Linked DNA regions of Homo sapiens: all the other regions are linked to region 3. A link is a loop called in an ENCODE intact Hi-C map of the cell type or tissue named here. Cell type or tissue: PC-3. All regions are shown on one strand.

The links. Peaks named below come from ENCODE experiments on the same cell type or tissue, not always from the same donor. Only the 100,000 strongest peaks of a DNase experiment are listed, where the experiment ranks them.
Region 1: it touches region 3 in a loop (2.3-fold over the local background); 7 of 110 quality-filtered maps call a loop at or near these places.
Region 2: it touches region 3 in a loop (2.3-fold over the local background); 2 of 110 quality-filtered maps call a loop at or near these places.

What each region holds. Positions count from the first base shown.
Region 1 is chr6:149,381,031-149,383,530 of GRCh38, reverse strand. The region is part of intron 3 of TAB2 (TGF-beta activated kinase 1 (MAP3K7) binding protein 2); the gene reads right to left. Among named protein-coding and RNA genes, the nearest start is that of SUMO4, 18 kb to the left of the region's middle. In PC-3, no CTCF peak of the experiment used is centred here; no DNase peak of the experiment used is centred here.
Region 2 is chr6:149,497,763-149,500,262 of GRCh38, reverse strand. No RefSeq gene overlaps it. Among named protein-coding and RNA genes, the nearest start is that of ZC3H12D, 14 kb to the right of the region's middle. In PC-3, no CTCF peak of the experiment used is centred here; a DNase peak (open chromatin) is centred at 1,002; H3K27ac peaks cover 1,557 bases.
Region 3 is chr6:149,333,954-149,336,453 of GRCh38, reverse strand. All of the region lies in intron 1 of TAB2 (TGF-beta activated kinase 1 (MAP3K7) binding protein 2), which reads right to left. Among named protein-coding and RNA genes, the nearest start is that of TAB2, 17 kb to the right of the region's middle. In PC-3, no CTCF peak of the experiment used is centred here; DNase peaks (open chromatin) are centred at 303, 1,413 and 2,093; H3K27ac peaks cover 2,461 bases.

The sequences.
Region 1 (2,500 bases), 47 kb before region 3:
AGGAGAAGAAAAGTTGGAGAACAGTACCAATCCCAAAACAGTGTGCACACACAGATAATGCAAAACTATGTAGTCAAACAAATGTTATAAAATTCTGTATGTATGTAGGTATGTTTAAAGGTTGTTAGAGCTTTAACCTCCATCAAGGTTGTTAGAGCTGTCCGAAGGCTGTTAAGCAATTTGAGGGGCAGATTCTGGAGAAACCTGCTTTCTTGGTAGGCTTTAATTTAAGCTCTCAAACCACAGACTTCTCTCATCAGAAAGTTTTTTTATTTTTACTTTCAGGTGTCCTCTGAAAGTGCTCTCTACTTCTATCCAGGGTGTTACTTTATTGTTTAGAGTTCTTTCTTTCCTTTTTTTTTCTTCTTTATTTTTTTGAGACGGAATCTCACTCTGTTGCCAGGCTGAAGTGCAGTGGTACAAACTCGGCTCACTGCAACCACTGCCTCCCAGGTTCAAGCAATTCTCCTGCCTCAGCCTCCTGAGTAGCTAGGACTACAGGTGCACGCCACCACACCCAGCTAATTTTTGTATTTTTAGTAGATACCATGTTGTTTCACCATGTTGGCCAGCATGGTCTTGATCTTTTGACCTTGTGATCCACCCGCCTCGGTCTTCCAAAGTGCTGGGATTTCAGGCATGAGCCACCATGCCCAGCCTTAAGTTATTTCTACTTGTTGTTATCTATTTACTGTGTTATCTTTCCCTATGGTTGCCTTTTTTTAATTAATGGTTTTTTAGCTACATCCCTCTCAAATTGAGGCACATGTGGCCCCCACAGTGTTGTACCATGGGCTATAAGTGAAGCTACAAGATACACTTAAAATATCTTTCCAGAGGGTTTATTATGAAAATCTGGAAAGAAAGACATTATATGATAGTGGTTAACATTGTGGGCTTCTCTAACTTCCTAGTTAGAATTTTTTTTTTTTTCCTTTAGACAAAGTCTTGCTGTCACCCAGGCTGGAGTGCAATGGCATGATCTCGGCTCACTGCAACCTCTGCCTCCCGGGCTCAAGCGATTCTCCTGCCTCAGCCTCTCGAGCAGCTGGGATTACAGGCGTCTGCCACCACGCCCCGCTAATTTTTGTCTTTTTAGTAGAGATGGGGTTTCACCCTGTTGGCCAGGCTGGTCTTGAACTCCTGACCTTGTGATCCACCCACCTCGGCCTCCCAAAGTGCTGGGACTACAGGCGTGAGCCACCGTGCCCAGCCTCTAGTTAGAATTTTGACTCTGCCACTTGTCCTTTGACAAGTTACTTAATCTATCTGTTCTTCAATGTTTTAGTCTAAAAAATAATACTAGTGCAAATAAAAGGGCCCTAAAGTTTGCCTTCTATGTTTAAGGAAGAGAGTAAGAAGGCCAGGAGGGCTGGAACACAGTGAGCAGGTGGTAAGCAAAAGGAAAAGAGCTGGGGGGAGAAGCTGCTCATCCTGTAGGGCTTCATAGCTTTTATTCTGAGTGCAATAGATAGTGATCATGTGCAGAGAAGTGATATGATCTGATGCATATTTTTAACAGTATCTCCCTGGATGCTGAGTTGAAAGAAGACTGCAAGGAGGCAAGGACGAGAATGGGTAGGTCACTGCAATAATCCATTTGAAAGGTGATGATTGCTGAGACCACAGTAGTGATGATGGGGGAAGTAAGAAGTCACAGGCCAGGTGTGGAGGTCACGCCTGTAATCCTAGCACTTTGGGAGACTGAGACAGGCAGATCTCTTGAGCCCAGGGGTTCAAGACCAGCCTGGGCAACATAGGGAGACCCTGTCTGCAAAAAAATACAAAAAGTTAGCTGGATGTGGTGGTGTGTACCTGTAGTCCAGCTACTAGGGAGGCTAAAGTGGGAGGATCACTTGAGCCCAGGAGGTTGAGGCTGAAGTGAGCTGTGAACATGCCACTGCACTCCAATTTGGACGAAAGAGCGAGACCCTGTCCCAAAAAAAAAAAAAAAAAAAAAAGAATAGGAGGGGAATTGAAGATAGCAAGTTTAAGAAACACTTTATTTTCACATTCTAGTTAAACATGAATATCTTTTTAATATCACTAAATATGAATGCCTACTTTACTTGAAAATTTCCCTTATCAAATTATCTTCATAAAAAATTTGCTACTTAAGAATCAGCAACTATCCAACCATAGGAAACCTGATGTTTTGATGGAAGGACAGGAAGAGAAGGTGACTTTGGGAGAAGAGGAGAATTAAGTTGTAAGTGGAAAAAATAATAGCATATAACATTTATAAACTGCTGAAACTAAACAAAAATGGTTGTAGTTAATCACAGATATATGGAAAATAAAAGTTTTAACACAATTTCTAGGGCAATTGAAATCACTCATGTACCCCTAAAATGCACACACACAAATACATGCACACGCATACCTAGGATTCACTTTACTTAAGTTTGGGCAGAGCCCTGCGTACTTTATTTTTGAGATAGGGATCTCGATATGTTGCCCACGCTGGAGTGCAGTGGTGCCCTGCAACCTCAAACTTCTG
Region 2 (2,500 bases), 160 kb before region 3:
TGGTTGGTAATTGTGTATGCTCAGCTTTATAACTGCAGTCATTTGAAATACTTTAAGAACAACCAGTGTCTTCCACTGGCTTCACTCAGATGCTAATCTCTGGAAACACTTGCACAGACACACTCAAAACACTAATAAGTTTCTAGGTGTTCCTTAATCCAATCAACTTGACACCTAAAATTAAGTCCCAAAGAACACCTCTTATCAACTCAGCACCCATACATACCTCCTTAAACCGTACTTAATTTCCAAATAAAGACAATGAGAAAGTTGTAGTTCTACCTATCATGATGCCAGTATCCTCTGATTGTGATTTTTGGGATTTTAGACATTATGGATTTTAGATTAGGCATTTTGATCTTTTGGGATTTCACCATTCAGGATTAAGGTGTTCGAGATTGTGTCTTACAGGATTATAAACCAAATCCCTTTTTGGGATTGGGTTTGTTTTGCCCCAGTCAGCCTTATTCTTCAGAGATTCTTCCAGTTTGTTGCTGTATCAATAGTTCACTTTTATTTTATTTTGTTTTATTTATTTATTTGGGATGGAGTCTCGTTGCCCAGGCTGGAGTGCAGTGGCGCCATCTCAGCTCACTGCAGCCTCTGCCTCCTGGGTTCAAGCAATTCTTCTGCCTCGGTCTCCCTAGTAGCTGGGATTACAGGCGCACACCACTATGCCTGGCTAATTTTTGTATTTTTAGTAGAGACGGAGTGTCGCCATGTTGGCCAGGCTGGTCTCGAACTCCTGACCTCAGGTGATCCACCCGCCTCAGCCTCCCAAAGTGCTAGGATTACAGGTGTGAGCCACTGTACCTGGCCAATAGTTCACTTTTATTGTTGAGTAGTATTTCATGGTATGAATATACTGTAGTTTGTTTAACCATTCACCCATTGAAGGACATCTGGGTTGTTTACAGTTTGGGACCGTAATGAGTAAAGCTGCTGTTAGTTTCTTTGTGAACACAGTCTTCATTTCTTCTGGATAACTGCCCAGTAGTGCAGTTGTTAGGTCATATGATAATTGCATATTTAAAGAAACTGCTGAACTGTTTTCCTGGGTGAGTCAGACTGCTTTACATTCCCACCAAGAACATATGGGCGATCCACTTCATCCGCATTCTCAACAACATTTAGTTGTGTCTCTGTGTTTTATTTTAGGCATTCTGGTAGGTATATAGTGATAGATATATAACTTACTCTGGTTTTAATTTTTATTTCTTTAATTGGTAATGTTGTTGAGTATCTTTTCATGTACTCATTTTGCCATCTGCATATCCTGTTAGGTGAAATGTTACTTTATATCTAATTGGATTTTTAGGTTTTTTTTTATTTTTGAGTTTTGAGAGTTCTTTATGTATTCTACATACTAGTTCTTTGTCAGATATGTTGCTTGCAGCTGTTTCCTCCCAATATATAGCTTGTCTTTCTTTTTTTTTCTTTTTTAAGACAGTCTCGCTCTGTCACTCAGGCTGGAGTACAGTGGTGAGATCACAGTTCACTGCAGCCTCAACCTCCAGGGCTCAAGCAATCCTCCCACCTCAGCCTCTTAGTAGCTGGGACTACAGGTGCCTGCCACCACAGCCAGCTAATTTTTTTTTTTTATTATTAGTGGAAACGAGGTCCCTATGTTGCCCAGGCTGGTCTCAAACTCCTGGTCTCAAGCAGTTCTCCCGCTTTGGCCTCCCAAAATGCTGGGATTACAGGTATGAGTCACCATGCCTAGCCTCCAATGTATGGCCTGTCTTTTAATAGAGTTTTGTAGAGTACAAGATTTTAATTTTTCTGCAGTTTATCAGTTTTTCCTTTTATGGATTGTGCTTTTGGTGTCAAAAGTAAGAACTCTGCCGAGCACTAGCTTCCGAAATTTTTCTCATACTTTTAATTTTTTTAAAAAAATTCTCTAGTTTTACATTTAAGTCTGTGATCCATTTTGAGATTTTTTTTTTTTTTTTTTTGACTTATGAACATCCACTTGTACTGGGACTATTTGTTGAAAAAGGTCTCTGGCTGCTTTTAAGGTTTACCTTTGTCTTCGGTATTCTAGAATATTCCACTATAATGTGTCTAGATAGGGATTTCCTTTATCTTTCTTGTTATATCCTGTGTCTGATGGCTTAATGTTTTTTATTATTCTGGAAACTTCTCTGCCATTTTTTCTTCAAATAGTCTCTCTCCACATTCTATCTATTATTTCCTTTTGTAATCTTAGTCAGTTTTATGTAAGGCTTTCTCCTCTTGTTCTTTGTATCTTAACTCATATTATCCAGATAGTTTATTCTGAATAATTGTTTCAGGTCTATATTCCAGGTCACCCACTCTTTTTCACATAAGCCCAGTCTCTTATTTAACCCATCCACTGAATTTTTAATTTCAGTAATTTTTTGTTTTTGGAGTTCTGTTTGATTCTTTCTTGAATTTTCCTGGTTATTTTTGATTTTCTGTTGTTCTTTGCTCATTTATTTCCACTCTGTTTTATTTACATAATTATATTGTTTCTGAT
Region 3 (2,500 bases):
GCACATATAAAGTACTCAGCAAGTGCCCCCAATAAATCAAGCACAGAAGATCATCTGTTTGGCAACTTCGAGTACCAGAAAATACATCAAGATAAGCCAAAAGTTCCACTAAGGAGTTAAAACAGACATAAATTAGGCTTATAGTTCACCTCTATCAGAACCTAGATACTCCTATTTAATTAAGAACCCAGAAGCTTATTTACTAGGCAGCAATGAATTCCAAGTAATAAATCAAGGAAGGAGCACTAAAGTCAGCACAAGACAATGATTCATTCCAAACATATTGGTTAAGCACTACTACGTGCCAGGCACTGTTCTAGAATCTATGATTCAGTTCTCATATAGCAACTTAGTGCCAGGCCCTGGACTAGAACCCGGGGTTCCTGACTCATTCTGAAGCTCTGAAACAAAATGTTTATTTCTATCTTCCAGAAAAGGTTTAGTATGCAGGGTAAAAGTGGGGGAGGGGAGGAGGTGTTACTATTTCAGAAAGCAGCAAAGTATGTGAAACATTATAAAGAAATAGATTTGGAGGTATGAATATCTATATTTATCTACACACAATATACATAATATATTGTAAAATCTCTATAAAATCTCTAAAATAGATTCAGGAGTAAGTTTCAATCATTTTATGTACTTACTACCTAAGAATACTAGATGAATGAGGTGTTACTCTGCTTATTAATATTTTAATCACAAACACTTCATAAAATTGTATTTTTCTTCAAAGAGCCCTGCCAAGTTGCTTCATTTATTTGATGTAAAAATAAAAAACTAGGTCAGGTATAGTGGCTCATACCTGTAATCGCAGCACTTTGGGAGACCAAAGCAAGAGGATCACTTGAGCCAAGGAGTTTGAGACTAGCCTGTGCAATACAGCAAAACCCTGCCTCTACAAAAAGTTAGAAAAAAAGTATTAGCCAGGCATGGTGGCTGGTGTCTGTAGTCCCAGGTACTTGGGAGGCTAAGGTGGGAGGTTAAGGCTGAGCCCAGGAAGTTAAGGCTGCAGTGAGCTATGATTGTACCACTGCCCTCCAGCCTGGGTGACAGAGTAATACCCTGTCTCAAATATATGTATGTAAATATTATATATATGTTATATATACACACATATATTTTTTATATATATAATACATACATACATACATATCTATATATAAACTTTTCTACCAATTTCCTGGAGGTGAGGTGGGGTGGGGTGGTAGTAATGATGGTAGTAGATATTATTCTAAATAATCTTCACCTTTTTCCCTGGGGAAACGGACCAAAAGAGGATAATGAGAATGTGGGTAGGAAATGGGGAATTGGTCTCCACAAATTTCAAGCTCTACTGCTGACTGTGACTAAAAAAAATTACTTTTCCTAAAGGGAAGTTCTTAGACTAATAGCAATGGAATTCAGTGAGCGAGTGAGGGAAGGAGGGAGGCGGAAGGGAGGGGTGGGACTGGAACAAGTAAACTAATAGCCTGACAATACCATGCTGGCAACCTAAAGTCACCTTGTCCAAAACTCAACTCACTGCCTCCTACTCACTAATGTATTTCTCTGTTAATTATAAATGACATGCTTCTGAAGCTAGAAACCTCAGAGTTCTCAATTCTTTTCCTCTCCACATATAATCAATGGCAAAGTTTCACTGATTACTTTCACAAAAATTTCTCTTTTCCACCACAATGTCCTTGTTCAAGTATGTGTTATCTGGGCAATCACCTAACACCATGACCTCTTGTTTGACTGCTTGTTCTACTCTTAAGGTTTTCTTTTTTTTTTTTTTAAGAGACAAGGTCTTGCTCTATTTTCCAGGCTGGAGTGCTGTCATGTAATCATAGATATGCAGCCTCGAACTCCTGGGCTCAAGTGATCCTCTCAACTCAGCCTCTTGAGTAGGCAGGACTACAGGTGCACTTTACCTGCCGAGTTAGTTTTTTATTTTTATTAGAGATGGGGTCTTGCTATGTTGCCCAGGCTGGTCTCAAACTCCTGGCTTCAGCAATCCTCTTGCCTCAACCTCTCAAGACTCTAGTATTACAGGCCTTATGCCTGGCTAAGCCTTTCTAAACTGTATTTCACAGTGGTAACAAACTTGGCTAGCTTCCTAAAAACTGGCTGAATCGTGTCACTTTCCTCCCTAAGAAAGGCAAGAGATTTTGTAGAGATACGCTGTAGTGAGTTTCAGCAGAAGGTGCTGACACTGACACAGGGAATAATGAAAAAAAGGTAAGAGAGAGGAGACCTGAGGATGAAGAATTTAGAATAAGTCAGAAAAATCAGGCAGAGAAAATGTTGGGAAGAATGGTATCAAGAAAGCCAAGTGAAGAGTTATAACAAAAATGATTATAAAGTTTAAAGTTTATTATTTTTATAATTTTATAGCAATAAATTTTCTATTAATAGCTTACATTTACTAAGTGCTAGGCACTAGGTCAAATGACTTATAATGCATAAACTCATCTAATGCTCCCAATAATCATGTGAGGCAGGCACCTCTATACGAGAC